Regions from separate parts of the Homo sapiens genome. Here regions 1 and 3 are each linked to region 2. Evidence: read pairs that join two places in POLR2A ChIA-PET (ENCODE). Cell type or tissue: PC-9. All regions are shown on one strand.

Region 1 (5,000 bases), 320 kb after region 2:
AAAGTATGGAAATAGAAAGAAGAAAAAGCACTCAATAAATCTTAGTTGAATAAATGAATTGCAAGAGCCAGATGGCGTGAGCCTTAAATGAGCAGGGATTTTTCCATGAGGCTGAAGGAATAATGATCTGGGAGTGGCTTTTGAGAGTGAGAAAGATGCTGCTCTGCCTCACTACTCTGTGGTTGTGGAATGGTGGCCTCCCCTGGAGGCAGCTGCTGTGTCCTCAGTTAGGCAGGAATTGCAGGGAGGAAGTCTGAAGGGGCTGAGAGTTTAAGAGGTTGAGGAAGGAGCAGTGGGGAGCTGGATGGGGGAGGGCAACTGCAGAAGAAGGTGGATGGATGTTGAAACAGGCTTTCATTCAGACAGTCGGGGATTACCAGGGTATGGGGCCTGGTGGGATTAGCTTTTAAATAGTTCTCCAAACTGGTGCTATTAGAGGCTTGATTATGCTAATTCTAATAATCATCAAATAGCTTCTATTTTCAAGAACCTACAATGTGCCAGGCTCTGACGAAGCTCTTTACAAACACAATTTCATGTCCTTCCTATAATGCTGCAAAGTCAGTATTATCCCCTTTTTACAGAAGAGGAAACTGAGACTTAGAGAAGTCCAAGACCACACAGCTAATAAGTGCCATGGGTCTTACTCAGAGCCAGGGCCATATTTTCCCAAATGCAAGGCCGCCCTCTCGCAGCCTAGTCTGCCCTCACTGAGGCCAGTTTAGCCTGAGGCATTGGGTGGTGTTGGTGGCATGTGTGTGGGGAGGTGTCCATGACATGCGCCTATGCAGCTTCAAGCGCCTTGCCAGAAGCTCCCCTATACTTCTGAATCCCACTGCCCATATGCCTGGATCCCCATGGGCTCCATCCCACTTTGCACAAAGAGCTGGGGACCCAGAGAGATACACAGCCTCGGGGTGATGTCTGCTGCCTCAGAGAGGAGTTGACCCTCTATGGCCCCTTCACAAGCACAACTGTGCGGGCCACATTCTGGCCAGCGCGGTGCAGCTAGCCCCCTATACATACATCTGGCGTTACCTGCCTCTCACCCAGCTGAGCGCTCAGTGCATGTGCCTAATTCACCAATGCATTCATTCAAAAAAGATGGATTGAGCACCTCCTATATACCAAGCACTGTCCTAGTGCTAGAGATCTGGCAGGAATAAAGTAATGTAGATTCCTGCCCTGCTAGACCTTAGAGTCTAGCAGCAGAAACAGTTGTTAAACAAAAATGAAATCAAACTACAGATTGTGCTAAATTATGTGAAGGAAATAAAGAGAGTGCCGTCGCAGTGATGGAAAACTATTTTAGATAGGGTGGTCAGCTGGTCAGCAAAGGCTTATCTGAGAGGGTGACATTTCAGTGGAGACACGATAGACCCCTCAGATCCCCTTCCACCATTTTTGGTGAGGGGGTGAGAGGCAGACGCAGCCCCACCTTCAGCGTGCCTTGCCTTCCAGCAGCTAGCACCAGTTCTTTTATGGAGGACGGTCCTCGACTTCCTGGAGCCACTCTGTCTGCATGCAAGCTAGAAAGTCCCCGAAGAGGGTGTACTCATCACCCGCCATTCTCAGCCCCACTGGTAGCCCTCAACAGATGACTAAGGAGGCTAGGAGGTATGAAGGCTCACGCCCTTGGCAGGGGTGGGGACAACACTGAGGCATACATTTCCACTCATGGGTCCCCCTGAGGTCAGGCTGAAGCTACTCTTCCAAGAACATGGCCTGAAATCCCCCCTTGCTTGGCTTCTTCCCCTTCTCTGTTCGGCTTCCCCTTCTGCTTTGCCAGTTTCCCCCAGGAACCCTTGCTTAATAAATCACTTCATCTCAGGGTCTTCTTCTGGGAAACCTGACCTAACACAGACATGAAAAATGAAAAGGAGACAGCCACGCAAATATCTGGGAAAAGAGCTCCAGGTGCCATAGGAGGAGCGGCGTCAGAAGGGTGAGCCTAATAGAGGAAATGAGTGAAAGAGTAACTCTCCCCTGCTTTTCTTCTTTCCTTCCTAGTGACTGTTCGTTTTTTCTCCTTTGTGGGCTCTTCTGCCTTTCCTTGGTCTCCAGATATTGAGGATAACAATAGCTAACATTTACTGGGTAGTGACTGGGTGCCAGACATTACTCTAGACACCTTATATGGATTTAACATATAGCTATTGAGTGAATGACATGGATGACAGGCATCAATCCATTAAATGTGTAACAAGAAGTATAAAGGAATGCTCTGGCAGACAGCAACAGGGCCCTGTACTTATTCAGACTAAGGGTCAGGGAAGGCTGCCCCAAGGCAGTGATGCTTGAACCAAAAGTGAAGAATGAGTTACCATGTGAAGGAGGTGGGGTGGAAAGTCTTCTAGAAAGAATGGGGAGAGGGAAGGGGGAAATGCAGTATGTTTGAGGAATTGAAAGGAAGCTGGCGCCACCGCAGAGGACTGAACCAGAAGCGTTGTGTTGGATGAGGTGGGGAGGTAGGCAAAGGGAGGGCATTTCATCCATGTGGAGGAGCTGGCTCCTAATCCAGCCCCATGTAAGCCATTCGAAGGTTTTCGTGGCGGAGTGACATAACCCCATTTGCGGCTGCAGCGCAGAGATAAGATGGGGGAGGGGCAGAGCAGATGTAGAGAGATCAGTGAGGAGGCGCTGCAGAGGTCCAGATAAGAGTTAATGGTGGCTTGGACCAGTGAGGCATCAGCAGAGTTGAAGAGAAAGGTACAGATTAGAGAGGTGCTCTGGAGGTAAAATGAACAGGATTCTGGCTTGCCTATAGATGGACAGTGGGGCCACTGACTCAGACAGAGAACTCGAGAAAGGAATCAGGGAGTGAAGATCTGGTGGGAGATCTTGGGCATGCTGGGGCTGAGGTGCCCTTGGGACACAGGTGGAGATGTTGACTAGGCAGCTGGCTGGGCTCCTCCCCATCAAGGGCTTACACAAGAGGTTCCCTGGGTAAGAGTCATAAAGGTGTGAATCATCGGCAGATGGACAGTACTCAATGCTGTAGGCATGGATGAGATCACCAGGGACAGAGTCCACAGTAAGAAGGGGAAAGGCCAAGGCATGGGCGTCGAGGGACAGGAGCACTTGATGGATTGAGTGGAGGAGGATGACCCCGCCAAGGAGACTGAGAAGAAGACCAAGGAGTTAAGAGGCAAACCAGGAGAGTATGGTGTCAAGGGAGCCAAAGAAGTTAGGGTTTGAAGAATGCAGTAATCAAGAGGTCTAAGAAAATGAATACCGAAAAAAAAACTGGCCTTCAAATTTTAAGACATGGAGATCATAGCACAGACATTGTGTTTTGGGGAGATGTTGGGGGCAGAGATAGTAAAAGCCAGATTTGACCAAATGTTGGATGAAGTGAGTAGGAATGCCATAATGGCAAACAGAACACTCTTATGGAAGAAGAGGCTGGGGCCGGGCATGGTGGCTCACGCCTATAATCCCAGCAACTTTGGGAGGCCAAGGCGGACAGATCACTTGAGGCCAGGAGTTCAAGGCCAGCCTGGCCAACATGGCGAATCCCCTAAGTCTACTAAAGAAAAAAAAAAAAGGAAAAAAAAATTAGCCAGGCATGGTGCCATGCACCTGTGGTCCCAGCTACTCGGGAGGCTGAGGCACAAGAATCACCTGAACTCAGGAGGTGGAGGTTGCAGTGAGCCGAGATCGCATCACCCTGGGTGCCAAAGCGAGACTCTGTCAAAAAAAAAAAAAAAAAAAAAAAAGGAAGAAAGAAAGAAAGAAGAGAGGCCGGGAACTCAGGAATGGAAAACCAAATACCGTACATCCTCACTTAGAAGCAGGAGCTAAGCTGTGAGTACGCAAAGGCATACAGGTTGGTATAATGGACTTTAGAGGCTCAGAAGTGGGAGGATGGCGGTGGTAAGGGATACATATTGGGTACAATGTTCGATATTCAGATGACGGATGCACCAAAATCTCAGAATTCACCACTCTATAATTCGTCCATTAAAAATCACTTGTACTCCAAAAGCTATTGAAATTTTTTAAATGTGAAAGAAAGAAAAGGCCAGGTGCTGTGGTTCACATGTGTAATCCCAGCACTTTGGGAGGCCAAGGTGGAAGCATCATTAGAAGCCAGGAGCTCGAGACCAGCCTGGGCAATATAGTGAGACCCCACCTCTACAAAAAATAAAATAAATAAATAAAGTTGATGGAGAAATGGAGGAGAAAGTAAGCATGCAGGGAGTAGGTTTATGGATGGCTCCAGTTGAAGGTTGGGGGTGGTGCTCAGGGAAGGAGGGGACAATGGATAGGTGAGGGGCCTGAGAAGCAGGAGTGGGTAGGGAATCTAGGATTGGCAGAGACACTGGCCTGAGAGAGGAGGAGGGTGCTTCCTGTAAGGCAGCAGGAGAGAGGGCAGATGTGGGGAGGTGTGTGAATGTGCTAGTGGAGAGCCAGGAAAATTCTGTGGTGGCTTTAATCCTCTCTATAAAGATGTGGCAAGGTCCCATCTGACAGCGAGGGGAAAATGGGCTGGCTGAAGGTGTAAAGAGAATGGGGAGGGCTGGAATAGCCGTTACAGAGAGTGCGGTTCCAAGCCGACTGGAGAACTGCGCAGAGGGCCCCTATGTAGTCCCTGCTTTAAGGGAACATCTGTCTGACCTGTGGAGTCATGTGGTTGCTTGAGCACCGCCCTGTGACGGCAGACAGGAGGGCTCACTTGGAGCTGGCTTTTTGCCAGACAGATATGATAAAAAGGCAGAGAGGCCAAGAGGCTTGGGTTATTGACAAGAGTGTTATTAAAATGCTGGACCTTGGCATCTAAGTTGGACCAGGAGAAAAGTGAAAAGGAGAGAGCTGAGGAGAGCTCTCTAGGAGAACACGAGGTCAACAGCAGAGAGATCTGATGAGACGGAGCAGTGATCGCGAGGTAGAGGGAGCAAGGTGGGAGCAGGAGAGGAGCAGTTTTGGGAGAGGACAGGACCCAGCGTGGGATGCTTAGAAAGAGTAGGCTGGGCAGCCTTCAAGGGTCGGCCATTGTG
Region 2 (5,000 bases):
TTTTAAGCCTGGCTTCCTAGGAGATGCCCCTGGGTCGGGAGAGCTTAATGTTCCGCATTTGGTAGACTGTTGTGTTTGGTAGGCCCGTTGTGCCAGTGAGACTCTGCCCTATGTTAACGGGTCTTTGTGTAGCTTAGGAGATGCTTTCAAGTTTTCCTCATATCCCACTCTGACTGCACCTGAATCAGTACAGTCTAACACATACACAAGACCTTCCAGCCTCTAGAGTTGTCTGTTATCCCTGAAGGACTCTTCTTCTCTGTCCCTTTCCCTTGTTCTATCAAAATTCCACTCCTCTATATCATTTTGCTTACATCCTGGAGTTATCAGCCTCCTCTTAATCACTTTCCACCAAGATCTCCACTGTTTTAGACAATGCCCATAGGCATGGACTTTTCCATGTTCTATTCCAAATAAAGTCAGCCCCCTCAAGCAGAGCTGTAGAGCTCCCTGTCTTAGCACCTGACTTTCCCACAGACAGAACCTTTGCTCCACTGCACCAGAGCTGGGGCGGGGACCTGCTTTTCCAGGAGTAACATCCTCACTTCTGTGAGTGACACTTGAGGTGTGTGCGTGTGTGTGCACATGCGTGTGTATGTGTGTGTGCACGTATGTAAGCCCCTGGTCTTTTTGGCTTGCCCTTCATGGCTTGGAACTTTCACTCTATAAGCAAACTGGGTCAGGAATCATTAGGGCACAGTTATTCTCAGTATGCTGAGCTTAGAGTGGAGTTTCTTCCAACAAGTGACAATGGGCCGAGGGGAAGAGAGTCTGAGCCCTCTTGGCCACACCTGCTTGGAATAGAGCTTCTGCAACATGGGGCTGGGGTAAGAATAAGAAATCCCAGCAGTTTCCCTTTCCAGACCGAAACCATAGCCCAAGATCAGGAGCTATGGGGAGAGGGAGTCGCTTATCTTGGCCACATCTGCCCAGAGTGCACAGCAGTGAAGTTTCTGGAGCTGAGGCCGTAACAGAGCGAGTCATGGCTTAAATGCAGCAGACTCTGTTCTTACTGGGATTGAGTAGATTTTCTTGAATAAATGTTTTTCCATTTGCTGTATTCCCTGAGGACAATTTCCAGAGACATTTTATTTATTTTATTTTAGACAGGGTCTCACTCTGTCACTGAGGCCAGAGGGCAGAGGTACACTCATAGCTCACTGCAGCCTCAGCCTCCCCAGTTCAAACCATCTTCCTGCCTCAGGCACATGCCACCATGCCCAGCTTATTATTTTTATTTTTATAAAGACAGGGTTTCACTATGTTACCCAGGCTATTCTCAAACTGCTGGGCTCAAGTGATCCTTCCACCTCAGCCTCCCAAAGTGTTGGGACTACAGATGTGATCCACTGCACCCAGCCTTCTAAAGACTTTAAATGATTATTTTTTATCATATTTACCAGTTAACCTACATTGTCAGAGAGAAGGTCAAGTTGAGGTTCTTACCGTGCCATTCCAGAAGTCCACTCTCTCTGTGCTATTTTTGCAAGTTTCTGTGAATACATAATTATTTCAAAAATGTTTTGAAAAAACAGCAATAATTGGTTGGTTCTAGCCTTAAGAAACCTGTAGGATTCAGTCTTTACGTTCATAAAGTGAAAAAGAAATGAGAGTGTTTCATCTTCAGTAATTTGCAAGCGTCATAGAAAACAGAATGTGAACGTTCACAAGAAGCTATGTTTTGTGCTAACAGAAGGGCCTACAGCAGGAAAGGACGTTCTGCTCAGTCTAGTGGAGCACCTAAGGAGTTTGCACCCTTTTCTGTGTTAGGGTGTAAGTGTGTGTACACTCTTCACTGGATATGTCTTCCTCTCCTGCAGATTCGCTCAATTGTGTGGAATGCAGATGATAGCAAACTGATTTCTGGTGGCACAGATGGTGCTGTGTATGAATGGAATCTGTCCACAGGAAAGAGAGAGACAGAATGCGTGCTCAAGTCTTGCAGCTACAACTGTGTTACTGTCTCCCCCGATGCCAAAATTATCTTTGCTGTTGGATCAGACCACACCCTCAAGGAGATTGCAGATTCCTTGGTGAGTCTGCCCCTGCCCCGCCTCTGGGCTGGTGCACGGATCTGCAGGGACAGCTTCCCGTGCTTACAGCACAAAGTATGCACGGAATGAGGGCCTCTGCATACAGGGCCCCTTCTTCCCAAGATAACATCAGGCTCCTCATTCCTTTTAGATTAGCTCAGTTATCGTCACTTCCTGAATTTCCTGCCTAGTTTCCTTCCTGACTGGGTGAAATTGTAAATTGCGGGGCTCTTTTTCATTTCCCTTTTACTTGCTGTCTGTAACTTCTCTCCCACCTTCCAGGCATGGAGGTCATGTCATCTCTAAACTGTACTCTTACCCTTGGTCTGCACTTACATTCCTGGGGTAAAAACCTAACTACGGTATGCACTGAGTAACACCAATGATGGACCACATGGACTGTAAGATTGTAATGCCATAAGATTATAATGCCAAATGTTCACTGTACCTTTTCTGTTTAGATACACAGATATTTTCCATTGCGTCACAGTTGCCTACAGTATTCAGCATAGTCACATGCTGTTCAGGTTTGTAGCCTCGGAGCAGTAGGCTCTACCACATAGCCTAGGTGTATAGTAGGCTGTCGCAGCTAGGTTTGTGTAAATACACTCCGTGATGTTTGCGTGACAAAATAGCCTAACCATGTATCCCATATCAAGCGATGCATGACTGTGCAGTGAGCTGCTCTCACCTAGGCTTGCCACTGTATTCTTTTGAAATCCCCAAACTCTGAAACCGTACAGTTACATTGGGCTCCAAATAGTGAAGGGAAAAGAGAGGAGCTCAGCAAGGATGCATCATACAAACATGGGCTGTGCGCTCCTCCAGCTGGTTCCTCCCACTTTTCCTGTGACTGGTGCCTGGGAAAGTGCGTAGATACCACGGCAGCAAGCTAGCCCAAGGCAGATCTCCCGTGGCTGGAACACAGCTGACAGTATGGTGACTCTCCTGTGTACCCCCGAGTAGCCTGGTCCTAATTCAATGGCAGCTATCAGTGCTGTGCCAGAATAAAGCCCCTTTAGGGCAGGGCCATCTTTTGCTCCTCTTGGCAGCCCTACTAGCTGGCACATTGTGTGGTGCACAGCATTCAATAAATGTGTGTGTAGGCATGAAAAAATGCTCATCATCACTGGCCATCAGAGAAATGCAAATCAAAACCACAGTGAGGTACCATCTCACACCAGTTAGAATGGCAATCATTAAAAAGTCAGGAAACAACAGGTGCTGGAGAGGATGTGGAGAAATAGGAATAATTTTACACTGTTGGTGGGACTGTAAACTAGTTCAACCATTGTGGAAGACAGTGTGGTGATTCCTCAAGGATCTAGAACTAGAAATACCATTTGACCCAGCCATCCCATTACTGAGTATATACCCAAAGGATTATAAATTATGCTGCTATAAAGACACATGCACACGTATGTTTATTGTGGCACTATTCACAATAGCAAAGACTTGGAACCAACCCAAATCAATGATAGACTGGATTAAGAAAATGTGGCGCATATACACCATGGAATACTATGCAGCCATAAAAAAGGATGAGTTCATGTCCTTTGTAGGGACGTGGATGAAGCTGGAAACCATCATTCTCAGCAAACTATCGCAAGGACAGAAAACGAAACACCGCATATTCTCACTCATAGGTGGGCATTGAACAATGAGAGCACTTGGACACAGGGTGGGGAACACCACACAACGGGGCCTGTCGTGGGATGGGGGGAACAGGGAGGGATAGCATTAGGAGATATATCTAATGTAAATGACGAGTTAATGGGTGCAGCACACCAACATGGCACATGTATACATATGTAACAAACCTGCACGTTGTGCACATGTACCCTAGAACTTAAAGTATAACAATAATAATAATAAAAGAAAAAAAAAATATGTGTGTAGGTGGGTGGGTGAATGAGTGCATGAATGAGTGAGGGAATGAAGGGGCGCTCTGATAGTACAGTAGTCCCACCTTACCCACAGTTTCAGTTACCTGTGGTCAACCAAGGTCCAAAAACAGGTGAGTACCATACTGTGAGTAAGATATTTTGAGAGAGAGAAATCACATTCACACAGCTTTTATACAGTATTCTTATAACCGTTCTATTTTATTATTAGGTATTATTTATCTCTTACTGGACCTAATTTATAAATTAAACCATATCATAGTTATGTACGTATAGGAGAAAACCATAGTATATATAGGGTTCAGTACTATCTGTGGTTTCAGGCACCACTGGGGATCTTGGAACATATCCCTCAAGGATAAGGGGAGACTAATGTATGGTTTTGCTTATGTAATGAGCATTAATAAATGCTTGCTGAATGCATTTATGAGCAATAGCCCATTCTCATTTTGAAATGCACCCATGCATAGCAGTCAAAGCAGAGACTGGAGCCCACCCAGGTACATGAGTTGAAGCAAATGCCTTTCACACAGATGGTCCGTCATCCATAGACTAGGGATAACAGTAACTGCCTCAGAGGGTTTCGTGAGGATTGAATGAGTTGCAACATGGAGAAGGCACAGAACAGTGCTTGGCACATAGTAAGTGCTATATGAATATCTCTCTCTATTAGTATTATTCCTAACTCATGAACCTGGTTATTTACCAGCAACACAACAAGGAATATCTAGTTTGCGCCTTTTTTTGTGCTAGGCACTATACCGGATGCCAAAAGGGGATAGAAAAAGCATTTTTTAAAGACAAGCCCCTAGGGATCTGTTAGAGCAGAGGGCGAGAGAGTATGGCACTGGGACGTGGGGGCCACAGCTCGACCCCTCACACTGAGCAGAGCTGCCTGTGTCTCAGATCCTTCGAGAGATATCGGCGTTTGATGTCACCTACACCGCCATTGTCATCTCGCATTCTGGACGCATGATGTTTGTGGGCACCTCGGTGGGAACCATTCGTGCCATGAAGTACCCTCTGCCTCTGCAGAAGGAATTCAATGAGTACCAGGCCCATG
Region 3 (5,000 bases), 190 kb after region 2:
AGTAGTCTTTACCATATAGAGCAGTACAGATCTAAAGTAATTTCAAGTCAAGACACACAATCCTGGGAGTCTCAGCCAAAAGTTAAGCTTTTTTTTTTTTTTTTTTGAGACGAAGTCTCGCTCTGTCGCCCAGGCTGGAGTGCAGTGGTGCGATCTTGGCTCACTGCAACCTCCGCCTCCCGGGTTCACGCCATTCTCCTGCCTCAGCCTCCCAAGTAGCTGGGACTACAGGCGCCTGCTACCATGCCCTGCTAACTTTTTGTGTTTTTAGTAAAGACGGGGTTTCACCGTGTTAGCCAGATAGTCTCAATCTCCTGTCCTCGTGATCCGCCTGCCTCGGCTTCCCAAAGTGCTGGGATTACAGGCGTGAGCCACCGTGCCCAGCCTAAGTTAAGCATTTTTTAACTCCCTGATTTGCATTTCTGAAAATTTTATCAGAAGGTAAAGAGATTGAAGAGTTCTGCCCCTGGGTGTAATAAAGTTATTGACTTTTAGAGGCTGTTAGGATCCCAAGAGAGAAAGATTGGGTATAGTCAGATTTAGGAAATCATTCATTCATCACACACTTGAAATATTTTACGAGTGCTGGTAGGAGTCAGAATTGTGCTAAGTATCAGGGTGGATACAGAGCCGTGTAAGACAGACATGCTCTCTATCTTTATGGAGTAAACAAGGATTGAATTAGGATAATAAGTGCTGTAAAGGAGTGAATTAGGGTGTTTAACAGTGGTTCTCAACCTACCTTGTTAAGAAATGGGGAGGCAAGGGGTTGTGAATAGGAAGACTCAGAAGAATGACATTTAAGCTGAAGCCTGAAGAATAGGTAGAAGTTTTCTAAAAGAAGAGGCAGAGAGCATTGCAGGCAAAGGGAATAGTGAAGATCTTCAGGTGAGAAGGAGCCCAGTGGAGCCTTCAGAGAACTAAGAGGAAGCAACTCCTTGTGTGGATGCAGTTTGACAATGAGAATAGCTAGCACTTACTGAATGCTTACTGAGTATCATCTGATACTCAAAAATTATCTGAAAATAAGCACTTTTATTATCTGTGTTTCACAGATGAGCTAACTGAGGCATAGAGAGTGTAAGTCTCTGCCAAAACTATATAGTTAATAATCAGCAGAGCAAGCATTTGATCCTAAGTGCTCTAACACTGGAATACATGCTTTTAACTGCGTGGGGATTGGTGAGAGATAAGGCTGGAGAAGATGCAGCTTGAGGCCATGCTAGAGGCTCAGGACTTTGATGTATAGTGGTAAGAAGATTTTAGCCAGTTCAAGAGGGGAAATAATCCACATTATTTTGTGGGAATGTGTTAACAAAAGACAGCACAAGGGTTAGAAAAGGCTGAACAAATCAGACCTTAATCACAAAGGGACAGGCACAAAAAGACAAAGCAACAAATTAATGAGATGGACCATGCTTCATTCTTCCTGGTATACATGGTATGCAGCACAGTGCCTGGTAATGTTTTATTCATCTTGGTATAAATGGTATGTAGACCTCAATAAATATTCCAAAGAATGATAGCCTTCCTCTCCTGTTTAATTGCAACGACATCCCTATGAAGATATTCTTATCCACATACTATCAATAAAGAAACCGAGGCTTGGAAAAATTAAGTAACTTGTCCAAGGTCACCTATATAGCAAATGATAGAATCAGATTTGAATCCAGGTCCCTGACCCCGAAACTCTACTTTGTCTTCCTTGCCAGACTACTCTGAGAGTAATGAACTTCAGACTCAAGGAGGATTCATATGAGGACTTGAAGCTCCATGTGAGTGTGGATGCTCTGAGAACTAATTCAGGGATTCTCAAATGTTAATGTGGAAGAATCACTTGGAGACCTTGTTAGAATGTAGATTCTGGAGCCCATCAACTCTTTTTTTTTTTTTTTTTTTTGAGATGGAGTCTTGCTCTGTCGCCCAGGCTGGAGTGCAGTGGCGTGATCTTGGCTCACTGCAACCTCCACCTCTCAGGTTCAAGCAATTCTTGTGCCTCAGCCTCCTGAGTAGCTGGGACTACAGGTGTGAGCCACAGCACCCAGTCTGGAGCCCATCAACTCTTAATTCAGTTGGTCTGGGGTGGTGCCTGGGACTCAACGCTGTATTTTCATAAGCACTTCAGGTGATTTTTCATGCAGCTGGTCCTTGGATCCCACTTTGAAAAACACCATTCTAGCTGCTTAAATTATTAAGTCTTCTAGTTATGATAAATTACATCTTGAAAGTGAAGAGAACTTAGAAATGATGTTTTGAAAATATAGTTGTTGGGCTGGGCGCGGTGGCTCATGCCTGTAATCCCAACACTTTGGGAGGCTGAGGCGGGTGGATCACCTGATGTCGGGAGTTTGAGACCAGCCTCACCAGCATGGAGAAACCTCGTCTCTACCAAAAATACAAAATTAGCCGGGCGTGGTGGCGCATGCCTGTAATCCCAGCTACTCGGAAGGCTGAGGCAGGAGAATTGCTTTAAATCCAGGAGGTGGAGGTTGCGGTGAGCCGAGATGGTGCCATTGCACTGTAGCCTGGGCAACGAGAGCGAAACTCCATCTCAAAAAAAAAAAAAAGAAAAGAAAAAGAAAATATAGTTGTTGACTTTGAAGGATCATATGTAAAGGGGGATGTTGCAAGAAGACTAGGCAAATGTTCAGCAAATGTTCTTGATTTCAGGAAGGTGGATTCTGTAAGAACTGATTGATGAGCTAGACTTCATTGTGCCTTTGGAGAGTCAGTCCATCATTCAAAATAACCTTCAAGGAAAGGTGGGAAAAAATGGAAGCTGTACAGTAGTAAAATTTAGTGGCCTACTAACTGGTAATTGGAAGAAAGCTTTCTAATAGTCTGTGCCCTCTGTCTCGTTTACCCCCATTCTCTCCTCACTTAACAAACCTTGCTCAACCTTCAGCATCACTTTCTCTTAAGGTATTAGCCTGAACAGGTTACTTTGTTACTTGCTTGCTTTTTTGGGAGGAGGGGGAGGTCAGGGAGTGGGGCAGGGTCTTGCTCTGTCATCCAGGCTGGAGTGCAGTGGTATGATCATGGCTCACTGAAGCCTCAACCTCCCTGGGCTCAGGCGACCCTCCCACCTTAGTCTCCTGAGTAGCTGGGACTACAGCCACATGACACTACACCCAGCTAATTTTCATAATTTTTTGTAGAGACAGGGTTTTGCCATGTTGCCCAGGCTAGTCTCAAACTCCTGAGGCTCAAGTAATCCGCCCACTTTGGTCTTCCAAAGTGCTGGAATTGCAGGCATGGGCCACTGCACGTGGCTGTTACTTGTTTTTGTAGAACCACATTCTTATCCTTCGGAGCACTTACTCAGTGTGTAATTATACAATAGTCACAGTGATTATTTGATCAATGTTTTTGTCCTTCACTATAGAATATGTTTTATGAGAGCAGGGAATGCATGTGTTTGCTTTTCATTGTATCATTAGGACCCAGCCCAGTGCCTAGCATGTACCAGGCTTTTCATAAATTTGTTGAGTGAATGCATGCATGCTTACCTTGCCTTTGTTCTTTTTGGAGTTCGATGAGGACATGATGGCACCCTGAACAAGTTAGCATGGAAATCAAACTGGAGAGATTTAGTAGAAGAAGAAACAACACTCTTAAGCTTCACCATAAAATAATAGGCTGAATTTATCCAAGTGACAGGACTAATTGAATGATCGTATGTGTCCAAAAAAGCCAGGTGCATGAGGATAAAATGGGAGATGTGTTTGGACAGCAGCACAAGTGAGAAAGTCATGGAGGTTTCCTGAGCAAGTATAACCTAGGAGAATCTGAATCTGTGACCTCATTTGAGTATTATGTTCCATTCTGGTCCCCACATTTTAAGTTGTAAAGTAGACCAGCCAGAATTCATTCATGGGCACATAATCTAAGATATAAAATAGTGAGGAAACTTGAAACCATGCCATTTGAGACACACTTAAAGAACCCAAAGATGTTTGTTTTAGAAAAGTAAAGACTCAGGGCTGTCATCACATGTTTAATAGACTCTCGTTTGGCAGAGGGTCAGATTCTCCCTGTGTGGCCTTAGAAGGTAAAACAAAAAGTGGGTTAGATATTTTCAAGACAACAGATTTTAAGAGTAGGTCAAGATATTATCAAAAAGACAGATTCTGGCTCTATGTGAGGACATTCCCAACTCTACCAACTAAACAGGTATGGGCAAAAAAAACAAAGAAACAACACTGAAGTGAATGGCTGTGCAGGACTTCTGACTCAAAGAAGAGAGGTAAACAGCAACACTTTGTTATTACTAATCTGTGCATTTATACACGTTACTTTTTACAAGGTGCTTTCACACATCATTGGGCTAGCTGGTATTTTTACACAGGAGGAAGCTCACCCAGAGTCTTAGCTGTCAAATCACAACACTTTCTTTCTGTAACACTGTTCTTTCTAAAACAAAGCTAATGGAACATAAAGCAAATCTGTTAGAACCCCCATTTGCACTCCCCCAGGGTTCCAGGAACAATAAAGAAGAAGATACTAGTGAAAATGTGGTAAAAACGATGTTTGTGGAAGCAAAGGAAAAACTCCAAAAATAGAATAGCTTACCTTGTCCATAAATGATTGAAAGATGAAGTGAATAAAGGACAGGAACTCTTCGTCAACAAAAACCATGTTGATAGAAGAGTGAAAAATTAGAAATTATTGGTAACAAATTAAGAATAGCTGGAAACAGAATAAATACAGCTTGTGAGATTAGTTTTCCTTGTTCATACATGTATTCAACAGTTATTATTAGAACACTTAGTATGTCTTGGCACTGTGCTAGGCTCTAGGGTTACAGCAAGAAACAATGTATAGGCCAGGTGTGGTGGCTAACACCTGTAATCCCAGCACTTTGGGAGGCTGAGGCCAGTGGATCACCTGAGGTAGAAGTTCGAGACCAGGCTAACATGGCAAAACCCTGTCTCTACTGAAAATACAAAAATTAACTGGGTGTGGTGGCACGTGCTTATAGTCCCAGCTACTGAGGAGCC

Evidence for each region. ChIA-PET counts read pairs that join two places held together with the same protein. Peaks named below come from ENCODE experiments on the same cell type or tissue, not always from the same donor. Only the 100,000 strongest peaks of a DNase experiment are listed, where the experiment ranks them.
Region 1: POLR2A ChIA-PET joins it to region 2 with 20 read pairs; 3 of 35 experiments call an interaction of 5 or more read pairs at or near these places.
Region 3: POLR2A ChIA-PET joins it to region 2 with 13 read pairs; 4 of 35 experiments call an interaction of 5 or more read pairs at or near these places.

What each region holds. Positions count from the first base shown.
Region 1 is chr1:43,520,356-43,525,355 of GRCh38, forward strand. It overlaps a transcript of PTPRF not described here. Among named protein-coding and RNA genes, the nearest start is that of PTPRF, 8.0 kb to the right of the region's middle. RefSeq lists an enhancer at 915-1,415. In PC-9, no CTCF peak of the experiment used is centred here; a DNase peak (open chromatin) is centred at 2,946; H3K27ac peaks cover 1,566 bases.
Region 2 is chr1:43,204,900-43,209,899 of GRCh38, forward strand. It overlaps CFAP57 (cilia and flagella associated protein 57), which reads left to right. Exons shown (of 23, transcript NM_001378189.1): 10 at 1,821-2,033; 11 at 4,844-5,000. LOC105378685 (a long non-coding RNA gene) reads right to left here. Exons shown (of 5, transcript XR_007066041.1): 4 at 1,447-1,493. Among named protein-coding and RNA genes, the nearest start is that of CFAP57, 35 kb to the left of the region's middle. RefSeq lists an enhancer at 1,294-2,493. In PC-9, no CTCF peak of the experiment used is centred here; DNase peaks (open chromatin) are centred at 952, 2,152 and 2,582; H3K4me3 peaks cover 1,679 bases; H3K27ac peaks cover 4,197 bases.
Region 3 is chr1:43,392,327-43,397,326 of GRCh38, forward strand. All of the region lies in intron 1 of SZT2 (SZT2 subunit of KICSTOR complex), which reads left to right. Among named protein-coding and RNA genes, the nearest start is that of SZT2, 4.9 kb to the left of the region's middle. In PC-9, no CTCF peak of the experiment used is centred here; no DNase peak of the experiment used is centred here.